2 separate regions of the Mus musculus genome follow, and region 1 is linked to region 2. A link is a loop called in an ENCODE intact Hi-C map of the cell type or tissue named here. Cell type or tissue: left cerebral cortex. All regions are shown on one strand.

Evidence for each region. Hi-C counts contacts between places; a loop is a spot of excess contacts. Peaks named below come from ENCODE experiments on the same cell type or tissue, not always from the same donor. Only the 100,000 strongest peaks of a DNase experiment are listed, where the experiment ranks them.
Region 1: a loop joins it to region 2, with 5 times the contacts of the local background. A loop is called at or near these places in 2 of 42 quality-filtered maps.

The regions. Positions count from the first base shown.
Region 1 is chr10:62,484,596-62,492,595 of GRCm38, forward strand. It overlaps Vps26a (VPS26 retromer complex component A), which reads right to left and starts at 2,210. Exons shown (of 9, transcript NM_133672.3): 1 at 2,063-2,210. The coding sequence starts at 2,065. In left cerebral cortex, a CTCF peak has its summit at 3,907 (motif pointing left); DNase peaks (open chromatin) are centred at 1,568, 2,306 and 3,890; H3K4me3 peaks cover 2,345 bases; H3K27ac peaks cover 1,099 bases.
Region 2 is chr10:63,020,140-63,028,139 of GRCm38, forward strand. Hnrnph3 (heterogeneous nuclear ribonucleoprotein H3) reads right to left here and starts at 3,710. Exons shown (of 10, transcript NM_001079824.1): 1 at 3,581-3,710. Pbld2 (phenazine biosynthesis-like protein domain containing 2) reads left to right here and starts at 4,373. Exons shown (of 10, transcript NM_026085.2): 1 at 4,373-4,597. In left cerebral cortex, a CTCF peak has its summit at 4,613 (motif pointing right); DNase peaks (open chromatin) are centred at 3,154, 3,958, 4,556, 6,187 and 3 more places; H3K4me3 peaks cover 3,808 bases; H3K27ac peaks cover 4,193 bases.

The DNA.
Region 1 (8,000 bases), 540 kb before region 2:
TGTTTTACATGTAAAATGATATATGGCAACTTTTTTCTACATATATTCTCTATGTAACACACCGAAAGGTCTTTTCCAATTTGAAATTTAACATTTAAAGTCACAAATACTATTTTAACAAAATTAAATTGCCACTAAAGCTGCCAAAACACACAAGAAAACACAGTTCTGCAATATTTTTCAATAACAGGGCTGGCTCAATGGTTAGGAGCACTGGCTGCTCTTCCAGAGGACCCAGGTTCAGATTCCCAGCATCCAAATAGCAGCTCACAACTGACTTTAACTACAGTACCAGGAGTGCTGAGGCTTTCTTGAGGCCCTCCAACAAGCACAAGGTGCCAAGACATACATTGTTTAGCATTACCATCTAGCAAAACTACACGTGGATACATAAAAATGTAACAAACTCTGTGGGCACCATTTAAGGAAATTTATTAAGTCTGCTTGATGTAAAGAAACAGAACTTGAAGGAAAGGAAAAACATAATCAAAATATATAGGAAAAAAATTTCAGTAAGAAAAAAACTGAACAGAGCTCAGAGGAACCAAAGCTTCCACAATGTATTCACTTGAGCCCACACACAATGAAACAGCAAATTCTCATACATACATGTGTGCCCATACAAAGGCTTTAAAGCTTTACAATTTCGTTTGACAAATACCTTAAAAATAAAAAAAAAAATTGCTCTTAAACTTAACTAGAAGGGCCGGGCGTGGTGGCGCACGCCTTTAATCCCAGCACTCGGGAGGCAGAGGCAGGCGTATTTCTGAGTTCGAGGCCAGCCTGGTCTACAAAGTGAGCTCCAGGACAGCCAGGGCTATACAGAGAAACCCTGTCTCGAAAAACCAAAAAAAAAAAAAAAAAAAAAAAAACTTAACTAGAAGGACTAATTCAACTAAGTAACCAAGAAGAGAGCAATTTAAGCTTTCTTTTCAAATTATAAACAGTGAAAGGAGGACTCCCTAACAGCCTACTAATTCCTTCTTAGTTATTTACAGCAGTTGTAATTTCCACCTTAAACTAATTTATCTAAACAAATGCTTAACTCTCCAGAGTCTGTAAGCTGCAAGGAAGCAAGCAGTTTGCCTTGTTTATCTGTCCCTGGACTCACCCAAAATACTGTTTAAGAAAACGCTCCCTGAATGAACTTCTCCCCCACCCCCCAAACCCTAGAGAAAGCAAATAATTTCTGACTCAAAGTTATTTAATCAAAGCAACGTTTTAAAAATAGACCTGGCTGGCTGGCTTGAGACGAGAAGTTTCAAGCAGTTTATTAAAAGTGGCGAGCTTGGGAAGAGCGGGTAGTATAAGGGGAGCGCACAGTGGGCTCTCATGGAGTATATGCTAAATAACACGAGCCAAAGGAGCTCTAATCTATAGACCGCGGGCGCGTAGTTAAACACTAGCGCGCCCAACGGTGCTTTCCATTAAGTGTGGTTAAGTGCTCTGATTTTCATCCCTGCCTGGGCTCCCAAGACACTGCAACATCCCAAAGTGCTAAGTTATAGAAATCGCTTAGGGAAGGAAGTGAAACCAAGTGCTTAAATCGGCGTCTGGAGATATAAATGAGGGGTCTCGGCTCCGACACCCTCTTGTCTCCCCTCCCTTCCCCTCCTATTCTACAAGTGCCAAAAGCCTCCACCCGAATCAAGAAATCGCAGAATGTCTCCACAACCAGCTTAAAGAAAATAAGCGGACTCTATCGAGCTCGGGACGAGGAAGGTGAGCAGGTCTCGCCAGAGTCCGGAACTGGGAGAGAGGGCACTGACTGTCCTCGGCTACCTTGGAAGGCGAGGCTGCCGAGCTCCGGCTGGGCGGGCTGCGGGTGCCCAGCCAGGGTCCCCACAGCCGGTCGAGGAAGGCGGGCAGAGGCTCCGACATGGCCGGGACAGTGCCGCCGGCCGCAGGTGCTCAGGCCTGGCCGGGAGCGGGCAGCCGTCAGGCCTCACCGCTCCGCGCCCCTTCCCTGCAGGCTCGGCGCCGCGCCCGCCGTTGGGAGTCCCGCCGCGCGCCCCACGGCCCCGCGGGAGACGACCTCGCAGGCAGGCCGCCGCGCACTCACCATTGTCACCGCCGCCGGGTCGCCCACTCCACTCGGCTTTCCCTCAGAAGAACTCCCAGCCTGGGTGCCTGCGCCCCGCCGCCCGTCACGTGACCGTAGGCCATCAGCCGCACGTGACCACTCCTTTTCCTCTTCTCCCTCCCCCCCCCACCCCGCCCCGCTAGAGGCCCCGCCCTGCTAGAGGCCCCGCCCTTCAGGAAGGCCGTTTCGAGGCGGGGCTCCTCCGCCCCGCCTTTCGGTTGAGGGCGTGGTCTGGGTGGGTGACGTCTGGTGGGAGGAGTCAAAGATCTGTCTTCTCAGTCCAGCAACCCTAGAGCTAGTTGTCACGTGACGAGCCGTGCGCTGTCAAACTCCTCCCTCCGGCACGCCCATTTCCTTTTCCCTAGGGAAACTTGGGGGACTCGAGGGTTTGTGCGGGAGGCGTGTCTTTGCGGGCTTGCTGCAGTTCCGACCTTTGCGCCTGATCTGTTTCCCGCCTCAGCCCCGAGAATTGTTGGCCTCCGAAGAGACGGTTAGGGAGAAAAGCTAATCTTTAAAGCACATCCTTTGCAGTCCACGGATAGCTCGTGACGCAGCCTTCCAAGCCGGAGAGGCAGTACTCTCAAATCGGTTCCGCCCTCCTTACCCCCCCTCCCCGGCAACAGCCCTTCCTAAAAGTTTCGCAAGCGTGCAAAACGCAGCTCTCCAACACTCTGATCCAGTCAGTCATTGTAGTGGAGGCCCAGAAAACCTGAGGATAGATGAAATACTACGAAGGCTTAGGAACTGAACCTTTCATTCAGATTTATGGGCGGAGGGGTGTCATCAGCCCTATCATAACGAAACTCAACTTGGGGAGTAGAGTGTCAAGTTGTAAGTCTAAAATATTTAAAGGTTAAAATGAGGCTTCGGTCTCCAATCGCGACAGAATTCAAATACTGGAAATGAGTCTTTTGTTTGTAAGACAGGGGTTCTCATGTACTCATGTAGACTAGGCTAGCCTCAAGTGGAGAGTGAGCACCTCCAAAGTGCCTTCCCAATGCTGTAATTGCAGGAGTCACTGGTGGTTTTATGCATTGCTGCAGATGGAACACTGCACTTCCTTCATGCATGCAGGAGAAATCTGCCTAAAATGATATTATCTGAAAACAAATCTTAAAGATTGCTATGCCAGGGAGCTTTGGAACGAATGGATGTTTGTGTGTATATTTATTGTTGAGACAGGGTCTCACTAGGTGTCCCAGGCTCCTCTGGAATATGCTATGTAGCCCAGGCTGTCAAGAAACACATCTGTCCTCCTTCAGCCTTCCCAATATTGGAGATTACCTGTCATATTTACAGACGGGTAAAATAGTATGGGGACAGAGAAGGGAGTTTAGATCTCAAAATACTATTGATTAAAACCCTGTGATGCAGATGGCTTGGATGAAGGAGCATCACCCACTCTATAAAGAAGGATAAGTCAGGTATAGAGGTTCATAGCTGTAATCCCAGCTCTCCGGAGACAGAAGAAGTAGAAGAATCGCCATGAATTAAAAGACCCCTGGAGATTACACAGTTAGTCCCCTGAATGACCTGGGCTACAGTGTGAGACCTTGTTACAAGGAAACAAAAGAGAGAAACAATTGCGCATAGTCTAAGATCTGAAAGGTTAACTGTGTTTGTTGGTTCTAGCACCATTTGCTCAAAATACTTTCCCCTGTAAACTGCTGTGGTGTGGTATGCTTGTCAAAAATCTATCGATTGGGGCTAGAGAGATGGCTGAGCTAAGTCAAGAGCACTTGCTGGCTACCCCTTCAGAAGCATGAGATTTGATTCCCAGCATCCAAATAGTGGCTCCTTACCAGGGGGATCTGATGCCCTCTTCTGGTCTCCATGAGCATCACATATGCAGGTTTTGTACAGAAGGTCTGCAAAACCTCCATGCACCCAAAGAAAGACTCAAGGAGGTAAAATAAAAACAATACTGGGTCTTCCATTCATGAGCACTGTGCATTTTTCTAATTTTTACCTTTTTTTAGTGTTCTTCACCAGTGTTTCTAATTTCCAGTGTTATACATTTTTATTAAATTTATCTCTAAGTGCCTGTATTTTTTAACACTATTGTAAATAAAACTAAGTTTTTCATTTTTCAGTTCTTCGTTGTGATGTGTGTAACTTTCCTGTATTGACTGTGTACCCTGCAGTCTTCCTAAATTTCTTTGATGATTTGCTCTAGGCTCACACATACACACACACACACACACACACACCTTTTTTAACCTGGGTTTCTTTTTTCCTTTGTGGAGCTGAGGACTGAACCAGAGCCTCATGGATCCCAATCAACCAGCCTACCACTAAGCCACATCCTCGGCTGTCTTCCTGGAATTTCTTGAAATCCTAGATTGAGCATCCTAAATGGATTTTCACTTTCTTTCCTGTCTTCCATCTGTCTCTTGTTGTTTTCCTTTTTCCTTTTCATGTTTCTTTATTCTGGGAGGTGTATATTACATGGTGTGCATGGAGAGCAGAATTTGTACATGTCACTTCTGGGAATTGAGCCCAGGTCCTCAGGCCTGTCAGCAAACACATTTATCTGATGAGCCATCTCACCTGTCCTTGTTTTTCTTTTTGTCCCAGAAATGGTCTTAGTACATATCTCAGGCTGACGTTAGACTCTTGATTCTCCTGCCTCAGTCCCTGAATGCAAAAATTATATCATGAGCCACCATGTTTGCTCATGTTCCAGTTCTCATGATGATGATGATGAGTTTGTGTGTGTGTGTGTGTGTGTGTGTGTGTGTGTGTGTGTGTGTGTATTGTTTGGCATAGCTCTCCGTGAGCTTTCTCTCTCTCTTTTTTTAAAGATTTACTTATTATTATACATAAGTAGCTGTCTTCAAACACTCCATAAGAGGGCATCAGATCTCGTTATGGATGGTTGTGAGCCTCCATGTGATTGCTGAGATTTGAACTCATGACCTTCAGAAGAGCAGTCAGTGCTCTTAACCACTGAGCCATCTCACCAGCCTCGAGCTTTCTCTTTTAGTGTTCAAACTCCTGTGTAATCTATCCTTGAATTCTATCAAAGTCGGTTTGTGTGACCAACAGAATAGCGTGGTGTGGCTGCCTCAAGCTGCTCCTGACTTGGTTTCTCCTGGACCATTCCCTTCTAACAACATCCACTCCCATGGTGTAAAGCCCCATGGAGAGGACATCTCCCCTCTCTTCTGAAAACAGATGGGAGTACCAACTTTCCAACTATTTTCGAATACCAATGTGGAAACTTTCTTTTTCATCCTTGACCAAGTCTTCAGATGACTCTAGCTCTGGTGAATATCCTAACTGTACTTTTAAAATTTTATTTTTATGTGTGTTAGTGTTTTGCCATAACGTGTGTCTGGGTAAGGATGCCAGATCTCCTGGAATTGGAGTTACAAACAGTTGTGAGCCATGCCTTTAATTTCAGCACTCGGGAGGCAGAGGCAGGCAGATTTCTGAGTTCAAGGCCAGCCTGGTCTACAGAGTGAGTTCCAGGACAGGACAGCCAGGGCTACACAGAAAAACGATGTCTCAAAAAAACAAAACAAAACAAACAAACAAACAAAAAGACTTTCTAAATAGAATTTCCAGATAGTCTACTTAATTTCTGACCTGCATAAACTATAAAAATTCTAAAAATCTATTGCTTTAAGCCACCAAGGTTTTGGGTTTGTTTGGCTTTTTTTTGTTTGGTTCTGGGTTTTGTTTTGTTTTGTTTTTGGAGGGGGTTATCTCACTATCTAGCCTTGGCTGTCCTGCAATGTGTTAATCTTGAATTCACAGATTCACCTGACAAATCTTGGGATTAAAGATACAGATAAGCCATAGAGTTTTAAGGTGATTAATTATGTAGCAATAAATAATAAGGCTGGACATGGTGGCACATGCCTTTAATCACAGTGCTCAAGAAGCTAAGGCAGGTGGATCTCTGAGTTTGAGGTCAGCCTGGTGTACAAAGCAAGTCCAGGATAGCCAGGGCTTGTAACACAGAGAAACCCTGTCTTGAAACCAACACCTCCTCCTCCCCCCCCCAAAAAAAACCCAATAAGTAAAGAATGTATGCTAACATTTTCAATTCTCAAGAGCTCTTATTCTTAATTAGTATTCTGTCCTTGTGAAAACAAAACACCGAGTAATCACAAATATCCAAATAGCAAAAAAAAAAAAAAACAAAAAACAAAAAACAAAAGGATGCATTTTACATCAATCACTGAGGCAATTTCCCCCATAAAAAATTTCATATCAGAGGCTAAAGGGATGGCTCAACAGTTAAGAGCACTTGCTTCTCTCACAAAGGACCCAACTTTGGTTCCACTATCCACGTGGTGTCTCAGAACTGTCTGTAACTCCAGTTTCAAAGGACCTTAGGTTCTCCCTGTGGTACTCGGTACACTGCAGCTTCTGTAAACCATTTATGACTCATGCAATAGGTAACAGAGTTATAGGCAGCACTGTCACTGATGAGCCATTGGGCCCTAAGGAACCATCAGTTCTACACAGCAACGCTAACGAGGGGAGAAGGCAGATTAGCAAAAGATAGAGCTATGTGGATACCTTTTAAATTTATCTACCTTTATTTTATGTGCATTGGTGTTTTGCCTGCATGTATGTCTGTGTGAGAGCATCAGATCTTGAAGTTACAGATGGTTGTGAGCCACCATGTGGTTGATGGGATCTGAACTCAGGATCTCTGGAAGAGCAGTCAGTGCCCTTAACCACTGAGCCATTTCTCCAACCCCTATATTGATAAACAGTGACTGAAATACTAAGACAATGCACTGAGAGAATGGCAACTCACAGCTTTGGGGAAAAACACATAATAAAAATGTATTATAGTTATTTGTGTTTGCACCGCTAAATAGTGAATGGTCATAAATAGTATTCCTGTTTTGATCCTTGGCTAAACATAGTAAAACTATTAAGAGGAACCTCCATAGGCCTCCCAAGTGTCACATGTCCTTTCTCTCAGCTGTGCAGCAGCCCCGTCTCGTGATTAACGTCATTACTTCAAGGTGAGTCCTATTTTGGGCTCTCATCCCTTGGCATAAATGGCTTAAAATGCCACGCCTAAAGTTCAGTGGAACTCTCACAATGGACCCTAGTGGAAATAGCTCCCCATTGAGCCGTAACATTGGTTCTACCTTCCTTTCTGTTGCTGTAATAAAATATTCTGGCTGAAGCAACTTCGAAGAGGGAAGGAAGTAGTCACCATTCTGGGCCACAGTCTGTGATGGTTTGTACATTCTTGGATCAGGGAGTGGCACCATCTGAAGTTGTGGCCTTGTTGGAATAGGTGTGGCCTGGTTGGAATGGGTGTATCACTGTGGGTGTGGGTATAAGATCCTCACCCTAGTTGCCTGGAAGTCAGTCTTCCACTAGCAGCCTTTGGATGAAGACATAGAACTCTCAGCTCCTCCTGCACCATGCCTGCCTGGATGCTGCTATGCTCCCACCTTGATGATAATGGACTGAACCTCTGAACCTGTAAGCCAGCCCCAATTAAATGTTGTTTTTTTATAAGACTTGCCTTGGTCATGGTGTCTGTTCACAGCAGTAAAACCCTAACTAAGACACAGTCCATCACTGAGAGAAGTCAGAGCAGGAACTCCTGGCAGGAGTCTGAAGTAGAAAGTATAAATGAAGGCTTTCTGACTGCCAGCTTTCTCACAGGTCAGCTTTCTTTTAAAAAAAAAAATAGGGCTGGTGAGATGGCTCAGTGGGTAAGAGCACCCGACTGCTCTTCCGGGAAGTTCAAATCCCAGCAACCACATGGTGGCTCACAACCACCCGTAATGAGATCCGATGCCCTCTTCTGGTGCGTCTGAAGACAGCTACAGTGTACTTACATATAATAAATAAATAAATAAATCTTTAAAAAAATATATATATATATACATAAGTACGCTGTAACTGTCTTCAGACACACCAGAAGAGGGCA
Region 2 (8,000 bases):
AAAACCCCAAACCGAACCCCCCAAAAAAACAAACCAAAAAAAAAAAAAAAAAAAAAAACCAACAAGGATATTTGCCTTTAATCCCAGCACTCCGGAGGCAGAGGCAGATCTCTGGGAGTTTGAATCTTGTCTACAAATTCCAGGATAGCCAGGGCTGTTCTCTGTCTCAAAAAACAAACACCAACAAAACAAAAAGAATACAAACCAAAAATCCAAGGATCTCAGTAGCCCAGGTTAGCCTTAACCTTCAAGCAGTCCTGCCTCAGCTACAGACTACTAAGATTTCCTGAGACACCTGCCCAACTGCAAATGTTTAATAACGCAAAGGTGTATATAGAGGCTGTCTATTCTTATTTGAGATTTGAGTATAAAGACAAAAACTCCCATAGCCAGGTGGAGCTCTATAACCAGGACAGGACTCATAAGATATTATATGTGCTACCACAACAGCTTAGGATAGTCCTTTCCTCTCAATGACATGACTATAAATTAATTCATCACAAACAAGCACTGGCTTCTCTTGCAAAAGGCCTGGCTGGTCTCTATTCCCAGCACCTACACAGTGGCTTAGAACTGTAAATAACCCCATTTCCCATGGATCCAACACTCTTTGGGTTTTCTACCCATGTGGCGTACATAACAAACAAGCAAAACATTCATAAAATTAAAATAAATGGGGGACTAGTAGCAAAGACAAGGGAGAAAGCTCTTTTGTGTATCTAGAATTTAACACAACGCTTTTGCCAGGTAACACTCTTATGAAAACAAGAACTCTGAAAAACACTACACTGATAGTAACTTTCATTTAACAATCTTTTATTACAGTTAGTTAATCTGGTATATGTGCTCATACTTCACACATATACCTCAGTGCAATGTGCAAGTCAGAGGAAAATTTTTGTTCAACAGTTCTTGACTTCAATTAACAAAATGTTACTGAGCAAAACCAGATTTGGACAACATATTTTCTCACGGGGTGACTTTCCATTCAAGTAAAGAGAGGAGGGAAACAGCCTTGCTCTAATATACCTTTTAGCTCAAGTCTAGAGTCCTACTAAAACCTGAAGAAGGGCAGTCTGTTCTGATTCCTCCAGTTTCCAGAGGCTATGTATCAGGTCACTATTTACAATACGCCAACCTTATTTGTAACTGTCATAAATTAATCACTACTCTGCTTTGGGGATCCCAACTGTTCTCATGCCACTAATTTCAGAGCTTGAGACAGGAGACCAACCTGAGTCACATCCCCCACTCCACCCCAAGAGCTATATAGGTGCAGTCCTTGCTCCCGTAGCCTAAGGAGGGGAAAGTGGAAGGATGGTTTGAGGCTAGGAGTCCTAGGAGAGCCAGGGTAAACAGCAAAACACTAACCACAAAACCTCCAAGTCGTAGGACCAATTTAAAAATACTAGCAGTTAAAATGAAGCCAGCTTTAGTAACATTTTTGAGACTTTAAATAGAAAGCAAAAATTTCAGTCACAAAAGACTATGTACTATTCCAACTATACAAACACGTAAAAATCTTTAAAAAGCAAACAAACAAAAAGCAGAACCTGATCTGTTGCTTCTGAGGTTTGACATAGAGAACACTGTCATGGGATGACTGTTGGTACATGTATCTTCTTGAAATGATAGAAGCGTTTTTTAAAACCGGATTGAAGTGAGGGTCTGATAACTAGCAATGTACTAAAATCTGTGGTATACCACTTTAAAAAAAAGTTGATGGTGGCTCACAGCACTTGGGAGGCAGAAATATCAAGATCCTCCAATCAAGACCAGCATGGTCTACAATGAAACCTTATCTCAAAATAAAGCAAAACACATTTGGGAGACAGAGGCTCCAAGAGGGAGGCCTTCAGTACACATCCAGTTACATCAAGATCCTGTCTCAAAAAAAGTAAAGGCATTTCTAATGTAACCCAATCAAGAAAATGTGGACGTATCTTTTAGTTCGTTATAGTAGATCTGAACCCTCTGCATTTCCAAAGTCCATGAAGAATCTCCTTTTTTGGCCGGGCGTGGTGGTGCACGCCTTTAATCCCAGCACTTGGGAGGCAGAAGCAGGTAAATTTCTGAGTTTGAGGCCAGCCTGGTGACATGAGTTCCAGGACAGCCAGGGTTATACAGTGAAACCCTGTCTAAGGAAAAACAAAACCAAAACACAACAAAAAAAAAAAGCCACAAAAAAACCAAAAACCCTCCTTTTTCTAGGTGGTAATCTGTTTCTTGGAGATTTTTTTTTTTCGTTTTGAGACGGATTCTTGCTCTATAGCCCTGGAACTCACAAAATACGATTGGGCGTTTTATCCAGCTTTTGTTTTAAATATTGGAATGTACGTTAACAGTTTTCCCATTACTCATGAGCAAGTTAACTTTCAGGCCCAAATGTGCTTTTTTTTTTTTTTCCTTTTTAACCCATTTTCAATGAAAATTAATGACAGTTCCAATTTAAGGACCCAAAACGCGTCAACTAGGTACGCGATTCGGCTTCCAATTTAAGGACCCAAAACGCGTCAACTAGGTACGCGATTCGGCTTCCACTTTAAGAGACCTATTTCGGCTTCAAAACACCACAGTTCGATACAAGTTTTAAACATGCTCAGCCATCAAATGAAACGAAATGCACTGGGCTTTCGGCCTTAATTACAAAACGACACAAAACACAACTCCTGGAGAGTTAACTACCCCAAACACAACTTAACTCTCCACCCTTGCCTAAACGCAGCACCTTCGCAGTTCACCTGGCCCGGACCTGTTTGAAACACACCCACTTTGCACTATTCCTATTAGAAAAGCCATGCACTTCTCTTCCAAAATGAAAAGTCTTGGTCGACACCTAAGAGGGGGACATGGGGTAGGTGGGTGGTAATTCTTTGGAGATGCGCAACGGACTCTCTCCGCAGTTCCAAATAGGGACTAAAAGGTCGGCTAAGCGTCCTTTGCCTCCTCCCGGAGATTTTCCGTTTGCCCAGCTCGCCCTAGAGACCCGGGAGATAGGGGACAGTCCGCCTCCGGCCCCCGGCCAAGGCCATCGCAACCGAGCGGCGGAATTACAAAGGAGGACCGCGGCCGCCTTTGTCCTGCATCTGGCATCGGAGCGCCCTCGTCGTCACTGGCTTCTCCTTCCCCCGCCCCCAGCTCCCCCTGTCTCAACCCTGGAGTCTGCGTCAGCAGCCCCTCGCAGCCCCGCCGGCCCCAGGTAGTCCCTTCGAGAGCACCGGAGGCCCCGGTGGGTGGCCGGGCCCGCCGAGCGCCATTTCCACCCGGAGCGCGTCCCGCTTTCCCGGCTCGCTGAGCTCCCCACCCTCATCCCTACCGGAGAGCTCGGATCTCCCGCCCGCACTCTCTCCTGCCGGACACTTTCCCGTAAGCCGGAGGCGACAAAGTAGCCCGAGCGGGGGAAAGGCGGGAAGGCGACCCGACCGCTACCGGCCCCCAAGATGGCGGCAGCCGAGCGGCGGGGGAGAGCGAGCGAGCGGCCACTCCGCGTTCCCTCACCCGCTCCCGGGCTCTTCGTCCTTCTCCCGACTCCGCTGTCGGCACCGCCGGCCCAACCTACCCCCCCTTCTACTTCAGATACCCTGTGGGGCGTAAGCAACGCCTACACCGACGCTCGCGCGGGTCTGGTCGCGGGCAGGGACGCCTGGCTCGCCCGCTGCTGAGCGCTCGCCACAACGGTTCGGCTCCCTCGCTCCCCTCAACCGTCTCCCGCCGCGCCAACCGCTCTAGGAGCTGCGCAGCCGAGCGACTGCCGAGGGGGGATGGGAGGGGGGCGAGAGAGAGGGAGGGGGCAGGGCCGACTGCCCAGGCCCACCCCCTCTCTGCCGCGCTGCTCTCGCGATACTTGAGTGACAGCGTGGTCTCCCAGGGGGCGGGGCGCAGCGCACCTGCGCACTCGGGACCTGCCCGGTTGCCACCGTGGTGGGCGTGGAGTCGCAGCGAGTGGGCTGTGGCGGACTCCGTTGGCTCCCGCCGACCGACCAACCCTCTGAACCCCGGAGCTCACGTTTGTCCCTCCCCACGGGCCTCTGAGGAGCCGTGGTCACGCGGTTTGCTAAGTTTCTTATCTGCTCCACTGGGAATAGATCCCACAAAGGCCCCCGCGCGGAAGGAGCCACGTGGTTTCTGTCACCCCGCCCCCCAACCCGGGGACGGCTTTGCTGGTCCACCATATTTGCATTATGCAATCAGAAAAAAAGATGAATGTTGCGCCTGCGAAGATACAAAGCGTCTAAACCCAGCAGGATTCCCGTCCTAGCCTGGGGCATCCCCTTTGTTCCCCTGCGTAGGCAGCCTTGGCGCCTTGATTGGTTTCCTACCTGCCAGGTTCGGTTTTTCTCTCCATTAAACCCGGGTGACGGGTCTGTGGTTCACGGCAATAGACTTTATCTAAGTAAGAGTTTGGTATTCCTAAAAATTGTGCTCGCAGGAGACACCTAAAAAAACCGCATGTGGAGGTTCTGTCGTGCTACCAAGATTGCTCCCGACCCGTTTATGGCTTTTTTAAAGTTGTAACACAAATTGCACATGGAAAGGCTGTGGGAAGGTGGAGGGCCACCCTGGTGTTGAGAGACTTGGGAGAGCAAAGCTAATTAAGGTGGGTACGGACAGCAGAGGGCGAAAAGAGGCCGGGCTGGACAGACTAAGGCTGTGAACGTGGATGGGGCTGGGTTGGAATCACCCTTCAGTGTGCATCCAAAGATTTCTTTGTGCTACAAACACTGGGAAGTCCATGTGGAGTGGAGTAGTGGCAGTGTGGAAGGTTGGATTTGATTTACTATGAATTTTTATTTATGTTTATACTAGAGCCAAGAGGCCAATGACTTTCTTGTATGGAAACTTGTATTTCACGGCTTTAATTCATCTTCAAACCTACTTGAAAGTCTTTAGTACTCTACTGATTTTATAGCCCAAAATATCCTTCAGAGAAGGGGGGGGGGGCGCAGTGTGCTTATACTTACAGACAGGAAAATCAAAGTATGTTCTAGAAGCCGTCATAGCTCAGGTTTATTAAGTACTTCCTGAAATGGCATGGTAAGCAGTTCCTTGTCTTTGTTCTTGGGTAGCCAAGGATGTCCTTGAACTCCTGACCCTCTGTGTCTCCATAGCCTTACAAAGTGGTATTTCACAGATGCAGTCCCTAGTCCCACAAGAGTGAAAATAATTACACTTGATAACACTAAACTCTTTTATGTGGTGACAAGTTAGTGGCTTACTGGCCAGACACTTGCTGAAGCTTGGTTATTTTATTGTTACTTTAATCCCCTAAAGTTACCCCACCCCCTCCTTTTAATAGCTGGGGGTTGATTTAGAGCCCAAAGTATGTTCTCTTTTTTAAAAAAGTAACTGGTTTAGCTGGGTAGTGGTGCACACCTTTAATCCCAGCACTCGGGAGGCAGAGGCAGTTGGATCTCTTTGTTGGAGGCCAGCCTGGTCTTCAGAGTGAGTTCCTGGACAGCCAGGGCTACACTGAGAAACACTGCCTCTGGGCGGTGGGGTGGAGGGGGTAACAAACCTAAAGGGAACTGGCTTATTAGCAGTACTCCAAGCTGAACTCTTAGGATGAAACCTTCCCAGGGCCTTTCTTCTATTGGGTTTTAATTACATGGCTCCTTTACCTTTCACTCTTTCAACATGATTGGGTAGGTGGAATTCTGTAATCCCTTTTCCTCTTCCCCTGGAATTCAGTCTGCTTACAGCATGAATGAATTTGGCATTCTTTGCACACACTTTGTGTGGTTATCGGCCACAATCCTCAATTCGTTTTGATGGCTCTAATGTATGACTTTTCAACCAATGCTGACATTTCTTTGGAGGCGTGTCTCTGTCATTTCTTTGGAGGCGTGTCTCTGTCATTTCTTTGTGGTGAGTGCCGGTTACCACTATGAAGATTTAGGTCTTCAAATTAGTACTCCAGGCCTTTTGCCCTTTTGTTACAGCAAGTAGGGAAGTTTTCATTTAAAGAGGCATTTGACCATGGTAAAGGTAATTTGTATTAGCTTCTTAGTTTACTAATTTTCCTTAAAAAAAAAAAAAAAAAAAAAAAAAAAAAGAACCTGCTCCTTCCTCACCCAGTTGAATCCTGTTGTAAAGCTTGGTGTGATTGGACCCTGCTGTTCCGGGGATGCCTACAGAATTGTTTCCAGATTGATCTCTAAGGAATTGTTTCCATGGAGACGGTTACAACTCGGGGCTCCCAGCTGCTTTTTTCACCTCCCCTCTCTTTTTTCCTTGCCCCCTCTCCTTTCCCCACTTCCTCCCCCCCTCTCTCTTTCATGTGCTCTCCTGTTAGAATAGAGGTCAGAGGGACCCTGAAGTCCATCTTTGTTATAGTGTATAAAGAGAAAAGATGAAGCAGGAGAAGGAAATGGAAATGCCCACAGCTCCTGGAGGAAAACAATCCGAGGCTCAGTCACCCTGCGTCACTCCATCAGAATAAAGGGAGTAGGAAAATTCCATGCAGGACCTTCGGGGAAATGAAAGAAATTGAGAGTGCATTCTCTTGGGGGCAGACAGAGCACATTAGCTAAAAAGTAGTCTACCGTCGGTGTTCATAGATCCCTAATGATACTGCAGATCATTCTGCCTGCATGAAAACAAGCCAAGAACAAAACAGTCCACAGCATTGTATTGGAGTTGTGTCTAGTCTGTGTTTAAGGGCTTTGGAACATCAACTCTGACAGGGCTTTGTGAAGGATTCCTTCTTTGGCTTATGAACTAAATATCTGATGACTTTAAAAGAGCGAACACCTTCTTCACATAGCCACCACTGTTTCTCGACAAGGCTTTCAAAGATTTCATTTTCGAGAGTTTGTTAAAATTACTTCCCTGGTAACTATGGAAACGAGAAGACCTCATCTAGTATGATACTAAGTAGACAAATGGTACCTAACAGCAGGAGGCCCGGAACCCAGTCATTCTCCATATTTGAGAGTACCGGTGCTTGTGTGCACATGGAGACCAACCCACAAGCAGCTTCAGGTTTTGGTTTTTTTAACACTGTGTGTGTGTGTGTGTGTGTGTGTGTGTGTGTGTGTGTGTGTAGTGCAGGGTACAGGTGTGAGGTTCAGGTCTCTCCATTCTGTCTGTCTATCACTCGGAGTCTGGGGTATCAAACCCATGGCATTAAGGCTTGGCAGTAAGCTCCTTTAGCTGCTGAGCCATCTACCTGTCCCCACCATACACCTCTTAATATGACAGGGACTCTCACTGGTCTACGGTTTGCTTAGGCTCGGTTGGCTGGCCAGCAAGCCCCAAGAGATTCTCCTGTCTCTGCCCCCATGACCAGCTTCTTTTCCGTGGATCAAACGCCTGTCCTCATGCTTGGAAGGCACCCACCCTTCCTAGCGTGCTTGTATCCTCAGACCTCCTTTCTCTAATCTTTGGAAATAGTTCCAAGTGTTGGATTGCTCCAGTGGTCACCGTGGCAGCCAAAGAACCAGGGAAAGTGAATCACTGCAGTGGCCTTGTGGGTCAATGTCCAAGTGGGTCACACTGTAGAAGATTCGGCATGGATAAGAGACCATTTATCTCACCACGATTTTATAGTTTTGTGTATATGAAGCATTTGGAGACTTGCTACATAGCCCAGGCTACTCTGGGATCCTCCATTCTTGTTTCCATCCACACATGCTATTGACAGATATATATCACCACACCTAGCTTTTAAGCTTGCTTTTTTTTCCCCCAAGATTTAAGTTGTGTATGCGAGTGAGTGCCTGGGTGAGTTTATGTGTGTCTTCACAGGAGAGCTCTCAGAGGCCAGAGGGCAGCGGATCCCCTGGAGCTGGGGTGACAGGCAGTGAGTCACTTGATAGGGTGCTAGGAACCAAACCCTAGTTCTCTGAGGGCAGTGAGCAGTCTTTGCTGCTGAGGCATCTCCTCAGCCCCGCTTTACGCTTTTGGGGGACACTGTCCTAATTAGGGTTTTACTGTTAGGAAGAGAAACCATGACCTGACAACTCTTATAAAGGCCAACATTTCATTGGGGCTGCCTTACA